Linked DNA regions of Homo sapiens: all the other regions are linked to region 1. A link is a contact called in ENCODE Hi-C or POLR2A ChIA-PET data. All regions are on one chromosome and are shown on one strand. Each heading gives the region's core, a stretch centred on a gene start or an enhancer-like site at or near the end of the contact. The rest is flanking DNA. Distances are from core to core; before and after follow the strand shown.

What was found. A loop is a pair of places that touch in the nucleus more often than their neighbours do. ChIA-PET counts read pairs that join two places held with the same protein, here RNA polymerase II (POLR2A). Pooled maps may share reads with other maps.
Region 2: a loop to region 1 is called in a pooled map, with 4 times the contacts of the local background. The contact joins two enhancer-like sites. A Hi-C loop is called at or near these places in 1 of 168 maps with a recorded cell type or tissue (dorsolateral prefrontal cortex), 2 of 37 single-sample maps with no recorded cell type and 2 of 50 pooled maps. POLR2A ChIA-PET finds 5 or more read pairs at or near these places in 3 of 52 experiments (BJ, WTC11 and activated naive CD4-positive, alpha-beta T cell).
Region 3: a loop to region 1 is called in a pooled map, with 1.9 times the contacts of the local background. The contact joins two enhancer-like sites. A Hi-C loop is called at or near these places in 1 of 37 single-sample maps with no recorded cell type and 2 of 50 pooled maps. POLR2A ChIA-PET finds 5 or more read pairs at or near these places in 1 of 52 experiments (activated CD8-positive, alpha-beta memory T cell).

Annotation. Positions count from the first base shown.
Region 1 is chr1:243,725,077-243,729,484 of GRCh38, reverse strand. The region is part of intron 2 of AKT3 (AKT serine/threonine kinase 3); the gene reads left to right. Among named protein-coding and RNA genes, the nearest start is that of AKT3-IT1, 67 kb to the left of the region's middle. Within about 2 kb of position 1,509, at least 3 of the 41 ENCODE cell types and tissues checked have a DNase peak (open chromatin) inside an H3K27ac peak, as active enhancers do.
Region 2 is chr1:243,468,760-243,473,571 of GRCh38, reverse strand. The region is part of intron 16 of SDCCAG8 (SHH signaling and ciliogenesis regulator SDCCAG8); the gene reads right to left. Among named protein-coding and RNA genes, the nearest start is that of MIR4677, 120 kb to the right of the region's middle. Within about 2 kb of position 2,299, at least 3 of the 41 ENCODE cell types and tissues checked have a DNase peak (open chromatin) inside an H3K27ac peak, as active enhancers do.
Region 3 is chr1:243,418,757-243,423,310 of GRCh38, reverse strand. All of the region lies in intron 15 of SDCCAG8 (SHH signaling and ciliogenesis regulator SDCCAG8), which reads right to left. Among named protein-coding and RNA genes, the nearest start is that of MIR4677, 75 kb to the right of the region's middle. Within about 2 kb of position 1,335, at least 9 of the 41 ENCODE cell types and tissues checked have a DNase peak (open chromatin) inside an H3K27ac peak, as active enhancers do.

The sequences.
Region 1 (4,408 bases), core at 260-2,759:
TTTTTTTCCTGGAAAGGCTGTACCCATTTATGTTCTCACCATATTCTCATGCTTTAAACTCAGTGCATATGCTCTTATTTTCACTAGTATTTTGAATTCCACCCTTTTAATCTTTTCAAAATCTCAAATCATTACCTCTCTTGTATTACCAGTCTCTCCCTCTCTGCTTTATCATTCACACCGGCATATAAAGGTGCAATAGTATCTTCCATCCTAAAAAGAAAAGCCCCCTCTTGACATATTGCTTCCCATTCTGCTACTGCCTCTATTTCTGCTTCTCTTTTAATAAAATTTTATTGCATGGTTTGTCCACACTGGCATCTTTCATATTCTCACCTTGTAGTTAATTTTCTGCCCTAAACTCTAGTTTATTTGGATTTCTTACTCCTCTGAAGAGTCTAGTAAAAATCATTGACATCCGCGTGAACATTTTTCTCTTTCTTTTTCTCCATCTCTTAATATCATTCAGCACAAGTAGCAACTCAATTCTTGAAACCCAACCTTGGTTTCTCCTAACTCATTGGCTCTTCCTTTCTGATCTTGTATCAGTTCTTGATACACTACCTGATGCCTACTTATTGGAGGGCCATGTGACTCCATGGAGGACTCCTTTCCCTAAGGAAAAACTAAGTTTCCCTGAAGTCCTTTTTGTCTCTAATAACTTTTTACCTCTTCTGGGATGTCTGGCATATGACTCTTGCCTTAGAGTCCATAGACTGCAAATGAGTTTGTGCTTTTAATGACACGTACTTTAAAACTCATTGATCTTAGTTTTATTAAGTCTTTAGATTTTTGAAAATTTTCTTTCAAGTGGTTATTCTTTGAAATCGTGAAGAACTGACAGCATATGACCAGACAGTTTTTCTACAAAAGCATTGGGATTGCCTGTCCTGTCCTATCTGTTCCCATAAAGTTTTAGGTGAAATACAAAGGTTTATGATCTAAATTCACAATTGCTAGTATGATGCATTAGCACACCATAAGTTCACAGTACTCTTTGCACTATATTCCTGAATGATTAAAACTTACAGCTGGCATAGTATCAAGTGCTGGCTGCCCAAGTGTCTCCCTCACAACCTATAGATAGAGTTTATTGCCTGTCACAGAAAGGGAGTACACCACCTGGTTAGAACTTTGGCGGTTTCTTGGAGGGAAGAAAGCAAGGATAGTATGTACTGAGAATCAAAGTTTGGTTGAGGTTGAGTGAATACTGGGTGTGTGTGTGTGTTTGATTAAAATTGGATGATGACCATTATGCAACAGCAAGGGATTCAAAAAATCTTACATACTGTTGGGGCTTTCTATTGAATCGTTGATGCGTGTTTCAGGAGTTTGCTGTGATGAACAATCAAACCGTTTGCCAGGGTGAGGCTCTCCCTGAATAGTCAAGTCATGTTAACGTACACTGTGAGTTGTTTAGGGAGTTGATAGTTTTAGTCTTCAAGTTGTATGTGGTTTCTGTTAAACTATTAATGTCATAGGACTACAACATACTACTTCAAGCTCTTAAAATGGCTTTCCCTTATTTTTGAGAGATGTAGCTGAGTGCTGCTTATAGTCAGGTCAATTCTTATAAAACACCAACATCCCTCTATGCCTAAATATCAAATCAGTGTTATAATTATTTTTTTAAACTAAGATTATATCAAATTTTTTAGTTTGATACTTACAAAATAGTTATGATGCTTTTTTTTCTTGGTTCTCTTTTTTTCTTTGCTAGAAAGACTTTGAACTATAAGGATGGAGGTTCCTTTTCTGCAGACTTAAGAAAGAGGATGTGAAACTTGGTGTCATGAGTTCTAAATACCTCAAGTTATTGTTGCAAGAATAGGGTTTTCAGTTTTGCAATTTCAGCCTATAAATTACAATGAAGAGTAAGAGTCCTTATAATAATAAACTTTTGGGGCTGGGAGCAGTGGCTGACACCTGTAATCCTGGCAATTTGGGAGGCTGAGGTGGGAGGATCATTTGAGGCCAAGAGTTCTAGACCTTCCTGGGCAACATAGCAAGACCCTATCTCCACAAAAAGTGAACAAAATTAGCCACGCATGGTAGTGCATGCCTGAAGTCCCAGCTACTTGGGAGGATTGCTTGAGTCAGGAGGTCAAGGCTGTGTTGAGCTGAGATTGTACCATCGCACTCCAGCCTGGGCAACAGAGCAAGACCCTGTCTCAATCAATCAATCAATCAATCAACTAACTTACTTTTGGTATTGTATGCTGATTTATGAAGGTTGAACCTAGGATTAAATGTTGTCTTTTGTCTGCCCTTTATTTTTCTTCCCTTAACAGATGCCATGTTGAGCTGCCTTGTCCTGATTTTGACCCACAATGTGTATTCAGCCTCAGCACTTATTATGTAGGTTAGGCTCCTTTTAAATGTTAATGTTTCACATTTATGCTTGTGTGAATTGCTCATTTTCTGTCATAACCTGGGGGTATGGAAGGAATCTGTTGAAGACCAAGGAGGTGGGCTTTACCACAATACTGACATCTCTTCTCAGCTCAGGCAGGGAGCCTTGGCTAGGCCACCTATTGCCACTGCCTAAGTAGAAGGTGATTGGCAGAATCTTATCTGCTTTGCTTTGACTTTTCATTGCCAGAGTTTGTTGAAGGATGCCAGATGTTTGGGAAAACAAGTTTCTTTTTGCTTTCTATCCCTATTCTTGCCAAATTCTTACCTGTTTTTTCATGAGGATGCCCTGGCTTGCAAGAAAAAGCAAGAAAAATAAAAACATAAGTTTGATTCTTAATTTGAGCATTCTGACCCATTTTCAGCTTTATATATCCTTGGTCCATTTTTCTTCCTGTTATTTTGACAACTCTCATGGCTGTGGGACTGAGTGCTTGTTCATAGATAAATGTTAACTTTCTTTTGGGTTGAAAAAGAGAATATTGGTTGCTAAGTTGAGCAACCACAGACTGAGATTTTCAGAAAATTGACAACTTCTTTTGAGAATTTACCTGTTGTAAGTTATAGAAACTGAACTTAAATATTACCAAACAACCATATTAAATATTTGCCATATTTTAGATTGTTCCCTGCATTAATTGAGTTCACTTTATAGGTGTAAAATATTTTTATATTTAGTAAGCAGATCAAATAATATTAACCCCACAACTTTTTCCCACACGTTAAAAAACACCTGACTCTTCATCCAGATAATTTTTCCAGATTTCACCACTGGAATTTACTTATACATCCTTTAATACCTAAATAATCAGTCTTGTTCTGATATTATCTGCCTTTCGTAAATAATTGAAATGGATTTGGCTTACATATTGGGGCGTGGGTTAACCTCCAGTTGGAATTCTAAATTTATCAAACTTAAGATCTGTTAAAATGCCCAGCAACAGAATAATTAAAACAGATTTGAAAAGATGAGTAGCACCCACCAGCATACTAGACATTAATGTTGGAGGTATGAAATTCCAGACATTAATGTTGGAGGCATGAAATTCCAGAGCTGCCTGCACTAGGCCTTTATGAGAACTAACCTTTTAAAAAGGCCAGTAGCTTTCCTAGTCTTCTACGAAGTGCCAGATAGATGAGTGAATGTGTATAAACACCTTTCTGTGTGTACTTTTTAGCTATTACTTTGAAAATTGTAACAACATATATATTGCTTATCCATTTTGAATCAACTGTGACATCTTTTAGCCATGTATATGTGGCATATGTATTGTTTTCATTAAATCGTCGAAATTATATAAGCCAGTTACCACTTTTCACTAATTTTTTTTGGCAATGGTATTTTGGAAGAATTAAATATATTTGAACTGTATATTGAAGTAGTCAAAGTGACCTTCAAAAGGAATGTAATGATCTTAAATATAATATTTTATCTTATTTAGTTGTCACAAGGACCTTATTTCTGTGGTTATGCCCCCGACCCTTAACCCTTGCAAATCTCCGTATGCAGTGAGCAGTGTTACTGCTGGAGTATATTATTCTTGTCTCTGAAGTAGAGACACAAAAAAGGCTGAGTTCTGTTCTGTTATTCTGCTAGATTGGTCACATATTCCTGGAGAGTGGTGTTATAATTTTTTTTCCTGCATCTTTGCAGATAGCACAGTGCCCCCATGGAATACTTCACTCACTCTAGTCACTGGTGAAGTCCTACTCATCAACCCTTCAAGTTATAGCTCAAGTTTCACCTCTTGTATCTTGTCTTCCCTTGTCACCATTTGAAAGTAAACTCTTCCTTCTGAAACTGTCAACACTTTCCAGAACTTTTCTTACTGCCCTTATTGCAGTTTCATTTCTTTTTCTCTTTTTTTTTTTCTTTAAAGACAAGGCTCGCTCTGTCTCTGAGGCTGGAATGCAGTGGCCTTATCATAGCTCACTGCATCCTCAAACTCCTGGGCTCAAGCTAACCTCCCGAGTAGCTAGAACTACGGGCATGCAT
Region 2 (4,812 bases), core at 1,050-3,549, 260 kb after region 1:
CTGAACTCTTTCCTTCAGAAACACTTCGCCTTTAAAAAGAAACTTCCCAGCATGAACCTCATAAGAAGCGACATGTAACAGACAGTGCATGTGGCGCTGGGCATGCAGCTCAGAATTAAAAGAGAATTTTTTACTTTGTTTCTTCAGTGCCATGTGCATAATGTACATGTGGATGAAACTGACATCAGACATTTAAAGCAAGAAGGGGTAGGGGGAGGGGGATGTGATGGTGGCGGGAAAGAGAGAGAAAATATGTTGATAAAAACAGTAACTTCTGTTAATCTACATTTTTCAGTCACTGTCTTAATTAAGAATGTTAGGAAATATGTTGCAGTTTAATTGCATTGTTTCAAGAAATTCTAAGACTGACAAATTTGGGACCATGTACACTTGGAAGGTAAAAGAGATTAAAGTAGGGATTTCTTCCAATTGGTGGATAACAATCAAAATTATGCTTTCTACAGACACACCCCCCACACCCCCGCAGAGATCCTAAACTCGGAAGACAAAGTAAGAATATCCTAGCACTTAACATGTTCAGCATGAAATGAGTTCTGAAAATTTAAAAACGTGTTTTAAAACCTAGGTATATGAGATAAATTTTAAATACAAAGAATTGACACAGGAGAAATAGTACTTTATCTGAAATTTCTGGTGGACATTTATGTTTGTAGAAAATATTTATGAAGGAATTTGGTAACAATCTTCAAGTGATTTTCAGATGACCTTGTTTAAGATAGTAAAAGTTGTTTGCTGGAGTCACAAATCCATAAAAATAATAACAGTTTGAAGACACTTGAGATTTCTAGACTTGTGTCCTGTTCTCCTGCTGGAGTTCAGTCACACATTCTCCAGGTTTCATTTCTTTTTTTGAGGAAGCCTTTGCATTGTTCCACAGCAAATAAATTAGAATGTATTTTCATTGCTCGAAGTACCTTTGAGGGAAGCTGCAGTAGGCATGACAGCTTCCTATTTCCCACAGTTGACCATAGGTGACTCATTTTCAGCCTGGACACAGCTGACCATAAGTGAATTCATTTTTAACCTGGATGCTGCATTTCTTACTTGCTTCCGTTTTTGGGGTCATTGCCTGTGAGAAAGGAGGAAGGGCACTCTGCCCCCATGGTGTGCAGCACAGACCAGGTACTGACCTCTTTCTCCAGCCCTGGACTTAGAAACAGACAAACAAACAAAAATGCCCACCAGGTACTGACCAGCTACTCTCAGGGACTCAAGCTGATGACTTAATTCAAACTGGTTTGATGATTTAGTCAGATAAATGGACAGGTTCTTTGACTGAATCAACTAGCCATTTTATCTTCCATTAAGCACAATGTATGACACACCTGGAGCCTCAGGCTTTGTTATCTACCCCAGAGAGGAGGCAGACCTAACTATATCAGCAGCTAAAGACACTGCACTGCATGTGCCATGACCCTGAAACATCAACAAAACAAGATCTGTTTGCCCTAAAAGGCAGCTGAAATGTCCAAAGAGCCTTCCTATGAGAAGAAACTCACCAGATCTGTTCTAGTTGTGAGGTCTCACTGCTTCTCCCGCCTCCAGCCTCCCAAAATAAGAATGGCCTGAGAACCTGACCACAGTTGAAATACTGCCCATGTGTTGCCAGCCTCACAGTGTTTCAGTTCTCCAATTTACAGTATATTCATACAGTATTTAAATTATGTATTAGAGAGTAGAATCCTGAGGTCTCAAATTGCTGAGTAAATGGCACCTGTGACCTAATAGTCCAATGCTTTCACTAGTATGAAATTAGAATAATTTTTTTTAATGCCACACATGAGGTCCAAAATAGTGATGCTACATATTTCTCATGTGCTTAACACCTAGGACGACGTAAAACTCCCAGTTAACTCATTAAGAAATGAAAGATTTTCCATCTCCTGAGGCTTCTGGGAATTCTGATGGGTGGATACATCATCCTCCCTCCACCCCCCAACCCCTGATAGCAGGGCAGCCTCCTCCGAAAAGGCCTTTGTCAAGAGGCACGAAAAGCTGGCCTGCTGAGCCTGGACCCCCCGTGGAGGGCCGAGGGAGAGGACACAGAAGAGGACTGGGGCATTATTAATTACCAGATTAGGGACAGAGTAGAGTTCAGGCAGACACAGAGGCAGACAGAACCCACGAGCGTAATAAGTTGAAAAGTTCCGAGTCAAGTCTCAGAGTTCGAAGAACATTAAATGAAGAATACATAATACTGGGGGAAAAAAGGGAAGCAGTACCCGCCCGAGGGCCAATTGCCTCTCCAGCAGCGGCAAGGCTGTTCCTGGGCTCGCAGGACCATTTGTTCCATTACACAATCTCCTGAAGCCATTTAGAGAGAGCTCAAACAACTGCCTGTACCAACACGACACATGGCTTCCCATCCCGACTCTGCTAATCCAGACGCTCCAACCATCTTTCCTTAAGATGCCATATGGTTGGCAGAAGCCTGTAGATCTAGCAGCACATCTGCTTGTACGTTTCTTCTTCCCTCCATCCCCCAACAAAAGAGGGATCGAGAGACAGACTGAGGGGAGAGCATGCTTGTGTACCTCTGCCTATACAGATATTTCTTCTTATGCACTCTAACAACAACAACTATGAAAGAGATGACCAGGAAGTATTCAGGGCTCGATCATTTTTAACTAGAGAACATAGCGATTTTTCTTTTGCTTGTTGATGCTATAGAAGAAGATGAGAAAAACAAAGGGTGGACAGTCTCCTTTCTCCCAAGGATGGTGACTTTAAAATCACTTCAAAGCTCGCTCTCTCTGGGAATCCTTGTGATGCTGTCTTGCCACAGGAGGGGGACAGCACCCTTGCCTGAATCTATTTCTTCTCTTCTTTTCGGTCAAGGAAGACAGACAAGCTGAGAAACTAGCAGATACCCAGAGCCTGCTTTGTTAGCAAGCACAGCACGGCTGTATGCTAATGAGTCGGCACCGACACAGGGCTTTTTTGGTGTGATGAGCAAAGATTGTTGACACCGTTGAAATCCTGGCTCCCCTGGCCTGTGAGTGCACGGGCTGCTTCCTTGGAATCCAGCCCCCAGTGAGACAGGCTGCAAAAAAAAGAAAAAAAAAAAAAGGAAAAGGAAAAAAAAATTCTACTCTCCTAATGACTGAAATCTGGCCATTTGTAACTTAGAGCAGTTGGGAAAAGTGGGGGCATTAGAAAAATATTCCATCAGGCCAGGGATCAAAAGACACAGGTGAAAAGTATGGGTTTCCTCTGAACTAGAAACGAAACCTGGTGAGCACATGTGAGTGATGACGGCCAGGATGCTTTAGGAGCAAAAACCCAAAAGGCGGAGTGAGGGGGATTCTGAGGCCCCAGCCCCGTCGGGGCAGCTGGAGCACTTGCGCCACATCTGGGCAGAAGGCACTGCACACATGGGACAGCCTCGTTGGTGGCTTCATCTCAGTCAGGTGAAAGGCGAAGCATCTGATCTCCTTGTAAATCTGTTTAGACCTTGTGTTGTTAACCAGACATGGTTTTTCTTGTGTGTGGAACTATGATCCAGTGAAAAAACAAAGCAAATATTCTACTGTTGCTATACTTTTTTTTTTTTGGTAACAAAGAAGGGTGGAAAGGGGAGTTACATATTTTGAGTATGGGGCATGTTATCTGAAGTACCCCTTTACTTGCCAAGAAACTCTGAGAGATAGGTATTATTATTCCAGTTTAATAGATGAGGAGACTGAGGCTTAGAAGACTAAAAAAAAAAAAAAAAAAAAACCAACACTTTCGCAAAGCCCTGTAGCTAGGAAGGGACCAAACTGAAAAGGCCATGCCTATCTCCTTACAATACGCTAGGTTCCAGATGCACACATGCACTCGCAGGCAGATACATTACCTCATGAATATGCCCAGGGTCCAATATGCCAATCTGAGCAGATCACTGTGAGCTGGTGAGCAATAAGCTAGTTATCATTAGTATGCAGGCAGGGGCATCAAATTGTAAATTCAGTTTACTTGTAATCCACAATATGAATGAAAATTCATGTAACTGAAATGTAAAAACATGAGGAGTGACTGAAAAAGCACTGAAAATTATAATAAAAATCAGAATTTATCCACTCAAAAAAGTATGCCCTTCAAATTATTCACCTTGAGGACAGCATGTATATTTCAACCACACTGCCATTGCCTAGGACTCTGCTGACATGTTCTTTTATTTGGAACTGCCTTCATAGCCAAGGGCTTAGTGGTACAAATATCTTTTGTAGGTAGCTACATATACAAGTTTGTGAGTGAGGATGTATTAAGTGCATTTCATCAAAATCATACATTTTAACAAAAAAAGCATGCCATGGATGCTATACTACTCAAAAAAATGACAAATCAGCCTAAACTAGATAATATGAGTCCAATTCGACCGTTAATAAAGTCAAGAAACTATTATTAGCAATTCTCAAGGTTATCATCATTGATATGTGGCTTTGTAGAAGGATAAATCTGAATTTAAAATAGATCTGGGTCGAAATCTGAGCATGATCCTAAGCAAATCCTTGTAAGCCTATCCTTTCATTTGCTCTATAAAATCATACTATGTCTCTCACAAGATTGTTATGAGAATTGGAGAGTATATAAAGTGACTGGTGCTTAGTAGATCCTCAGTAAATAAACATACAATCATTATTATTTTCACAGGGTGCTTCAGAGCATATACGAAGTACTTTTCACATACGTTAGCTCAGTCAACTCTGAAACCCAGCTCTGTTATGTAGGAAGTATTTCTTCTATCTAATGAATGAGGTAATTGTGATTCAATAATAAAAATAGCAAAAGCAATAAACAATATGTATT
Region 3 (4,554 bases), core at 86-2,585, 310 kb after region 1:
TGGTAGTGGCACAGGAAATTTTCCTTAATTCTTCTTTGTATTTTCCAAATTCCCTGCATTGAGGATGTCTTACATAATCCCAAAAATATAAATGTTATTTATAAAGTACACATCACTATCAAGTGTGTATTGCAACAATCTTTTTTTCTGCTTCACATTTTTGTTTTTTTCTTTGTTTATAATTGTAATTTGCCTACCAACTTCCATTTTTCAATAAAAATTTGACATATATGCCTGCACATCATCCTTTTTCTGTCTGCAGCTCACGATATGTTCCTAGAACTAGTAGTTTGCAAAGCTCAAAGAGTAAACTTACAAGTTTTCTGTTAGTTAGGAGATACATTTCTGGCATGATTATCCTGTGTCATATAAAAGGATAATTGACTCTAATCCATTTTCATAGAAAATTCAGGCAATTTCTGGCTTTACAGAAGCATGAACTTTCCCCTGTATTTTTATATACCAGTTATGTTGCATAATTGCATTTGCATGAAATATATTTTACTACTATAATTCGGATTAAAATGATAATTGCTTTCAAAGGGAAATACAATATCTTAATTTTTTATTCTTTTAGGTTCTAGTTTGACTTTTGGTAACAATTAGCAGAGGCCAATATCAGTCTCCTCTTGTAGAAAATATAATTTTTATAGTATCCCAACCTAACATCATCTAAACATGCAAAGGAAAAAAACAGTTCAACCGGGTGTGTGTTCTTCACCTCAATTAAACTCACACAGTTGGATACCTACTGTTGCCAAAACAGTAATATAATTTACACATTATAGTCCACACAGTAAAACTACACTAAAAGTCATTTAACAATATTTATAACACCATAAAGTATAGTGTTAAAATATATGAACTGCAATATGTACCAAAATTATAAAATTTGTTTCTCATCATCAGTGATTAAAACCGGGATCATTGCTCTAGCCTCAATACTCACAACCCTGGTGACAGATTAGAATTCAAATCTTAATGATCAATTTACAATTAACAAGATAGAAGTGAAACAAATTAAACCAACCATTATATATAACGAGACCCCATGGACTCCCATTGTTCCTCTTAATTACAAAACGCAAATCACAAATACACAATGGGCAGTGTTAGACATCAGTCCACAAGCCTCACAACCCAGAAAGTGACAATGACAGAAAAGAAAGAAGCAAAACCACATAGACCCTGGTTCTATGCTCTATCCTGTTCTTTTCAGTGTGCAAGAGGTGGAAGCTAAAACCTAGCACACACTTCTCTCCACTCTGTGGCTGGCAGAGGCTCACTCCCTGCCAGCACCCAATCCTTCCAGCTCTCCCAGGCCAGGTGTTAGATAGCACTGCAAACCGCACTGCAACGTTTTACTGCTGATTCATCTAAGCGCGTGGGGAGAGAGAACACTTCCTTCACTTTGATAAAGAAAAATCACAGTTGTACCGAAGATATTTAAATAGCTCCGTTTACCTCCTTCAAAAAACAACCCCATAACTATAATAAGCTCTCAGAGTACTGGGGAATACAGAAGGAAGGATAGCGAAAGTTTATGTGAGCTTCAACTAAAATCAGCCAGAATGTCTGCCTGGTGCCAATTAAAAGCAAAATGGAATTAATTCTCTTGCCTGATGGTCAAAAACAAGCTATACAACATGCACAGAATCGGCAGTTCATTTTAAGTTTTAAAATGGGACGTGCCATTCACAAACCCCGGGGTTACAGACACCACTACGTGCAGTGTGGAGTACACAGAGCGCGCAAACTACTGTGCTAATCACTATGGAGGCTTCCAGAAAACAGAAGCAGTCGTCACTGCCATAATGCGACTTACGGTCTCCTTGGGGAGAAAACACATACAACAGACACACACACGGAGGTACCATTTCAAAACATTTTCACAGAGCAACAGAGCAGCCTAGCATGAAGCTGGGGCAGAGAGTAAGGGCGTACGTGCACGCCGAGCCCATGCTCTCAGCTTTCCCGTCATTCTGCATGGGCTTCAGTCAAATGACTAGATCTGTGAGTTTAAAATCTTGTTTTAAATGGTAGGAATCTATTTGTTTAGTTGGTATTTTGAAAAACAAGACTCTTAGAGTAATGTTGCTAGTAACAGAGGAAGGAAAAATATGTCTTAATTATTGCTCAATACAAAATAAATACACTTACTTTTCAAGAAGAATTTTACTGTAATACTCTGAGGAAAAGCTGGACCAAAATTACCATATGGATTGCATAAGTATAAATTTGGAGACTGAGTTTCCACAATGACAAAACTTTAGAAACTCCAAGATTTTCCTTACCTCAAAGCACAGGGAAAATTATTTATCCCAATAGTTTGGCATGGGGTATGCAGAGGCACACTCCTGGAGGGCTTCTTCAGAGTTTACTACATTAATAATTTGTATTTTAAAAGAAGCAGTTTAAGCCCTTCAAGTTTTATAGGTGGTTTCAAAGCAGAAGGTAACATCAAAATGGAATGTAAAACTTAACATGAATGAGTTATTGAAAATGTCATAGTAAGAAGCCAGGGAGAAATGAAACTGGAACTAAAAGAAATTAAGAACAAACAACCCTAAAATCAAAATTTGTCCTATTCACTACCTTCTTGTGAGGCACACAAAATGCACTTTTCGTAAGTTTTAGGGGCGCTTGAGAGTTTTAAAAATAGTAAGTAACAATTTATCAAGTGTTTACTACTTGCCAGGCCTTGGTTGAGTCAAATTGTAAACTTAGAGTAGGTGCCTGCTTTAATTCATCAGAGTTACAAAATACAACTAGATCCACATTTTCCTGATCTGGCTGTTTTAAAAAGGCTTTCATTGTGGCATAGACTTATGTCCGTCGGAAAATGACAGTCAGACTTTCCCTGGCAAAGACAATAGCTATGTAAAGTGATACCCAAATTACCAGTCAAGACCCTTAAAAATGCCACCAGTGAAAATAATAGCAGCTACTGTGTATTACTATGTGTCAGGCACTGTGCTAGGCACTTGATACGTGTATGTATGCGTATCTATATACACAATTCTAATTCCCATAACAATCCTGCAGTGTGGCTTTAGAAATGTTTTTACAGAAGGAGAAGCTGAGGTTTGGGGAAATGAGGCCATGTACCCAAGGTTACAAAGCTCCAAGTGGGAGAGTGAGATTCAAACCTAGTTCCTCTGAATTGCCATGTGTTCTTTACTGCACACTGTCAGCCATCAACAATGGGACAGACTGGCATCAGAAGTCAGATCAGGAGGTGCGAATAGCACCACACCTATTTGTTTCATTCATTCATCATTTATTCATTAAATGCCATCTATGTCAGATACAAAAGAATACATCCAATTTACAAAGTACTGTTCAGGAGCTGGAGGAATGAGAAGCAGGAGGAGCAATAGAGGTTCTGAGTTAGACCAGTACAGGCTAAGATGACAGATCTAGAGGAGGAAAAAGAGGGCCTAGGGGCACAGAGTAAGTTAACCGTTACATGCCAAGGACGCTTACTTCTCCACGGAAATTTAAAGGTGAATTTTTCCTTCCCAAACTTTCTCATCATAACTACTGTGGCTTGAATTTTCTTTAGCAATAGATGTAAAATACTGTAATTACCATAAGAAAGAACGTATACTTTGGAACCAGAAATACCTATGTTAGAACCGTAGCTCTCCCACTCACCAGTTATTTAAACAGTTTTGGTTTCCTTATCTGGAAGATAATAATTCCTGCCTCAAGTTGTGGTGAGAATTAAATAACATACCAAGCACCTTTTTGTCTCTTTTATATAATAAATTTCCCTAATTAGGTCTCCTTGGAGAGCAAGATCACTAATCATTCACAAACCAATTTTAGACCTAATACATTTATATAAAACCCAGATTGATATCATTTTATCCCTAAATGATACAATCTTGTTTGTTTGCTTCTAACAAATTACTTTTGGATCTATGTGGTGCAAATCAAGTATTTCTGGTTAAGAATAGCTACTGTTGATATTTTATGGGTCTCTTTCATGACAAAATCATTTGGTTTTCTTGGTCAAATTTCCTTGAAATATCTGGTATTTTGGCACCTAGGTTTTCCCCTACCAAAATACAATCTTAGTATACGCTAGGAAGGTGCGCATGTCAGAGTACATTCTTGGTGGTTACAGGAGCCTCTGCCTTCCTGGTGAGCAGGGAGAGTTGGATGCACGAGCCCTCTGATTCCCCAAAAGATTCAGGGATGGGGGTTCTATCAGCTAAGACAGCTTGTTGATGCAGGATTCCAAGATGGAGCTCAGAGTGATCAGATATGCCCTGATACTCCCAGAAATCCTTCCCGAATGAAACATCTAGGTCAGTAGTTTGTTTGCTGAGCCATATTTCCTGCTCTCAATAGATCTATGTGAGTTTCAGAAAAATGCAGAAAAGAAGACACACAGGCAATTTTTTCATTGAGTTATCATATAAAGTAGTATTTGACATCTTATCAGTTATGTGAATATTGCCTTCTATAGTTCAATTTAAAGTGATTCTGTCCAATGTCTTTCATTTACAAAAGAAGAAACTATAGTCCAAGTAGGTCAAATACATT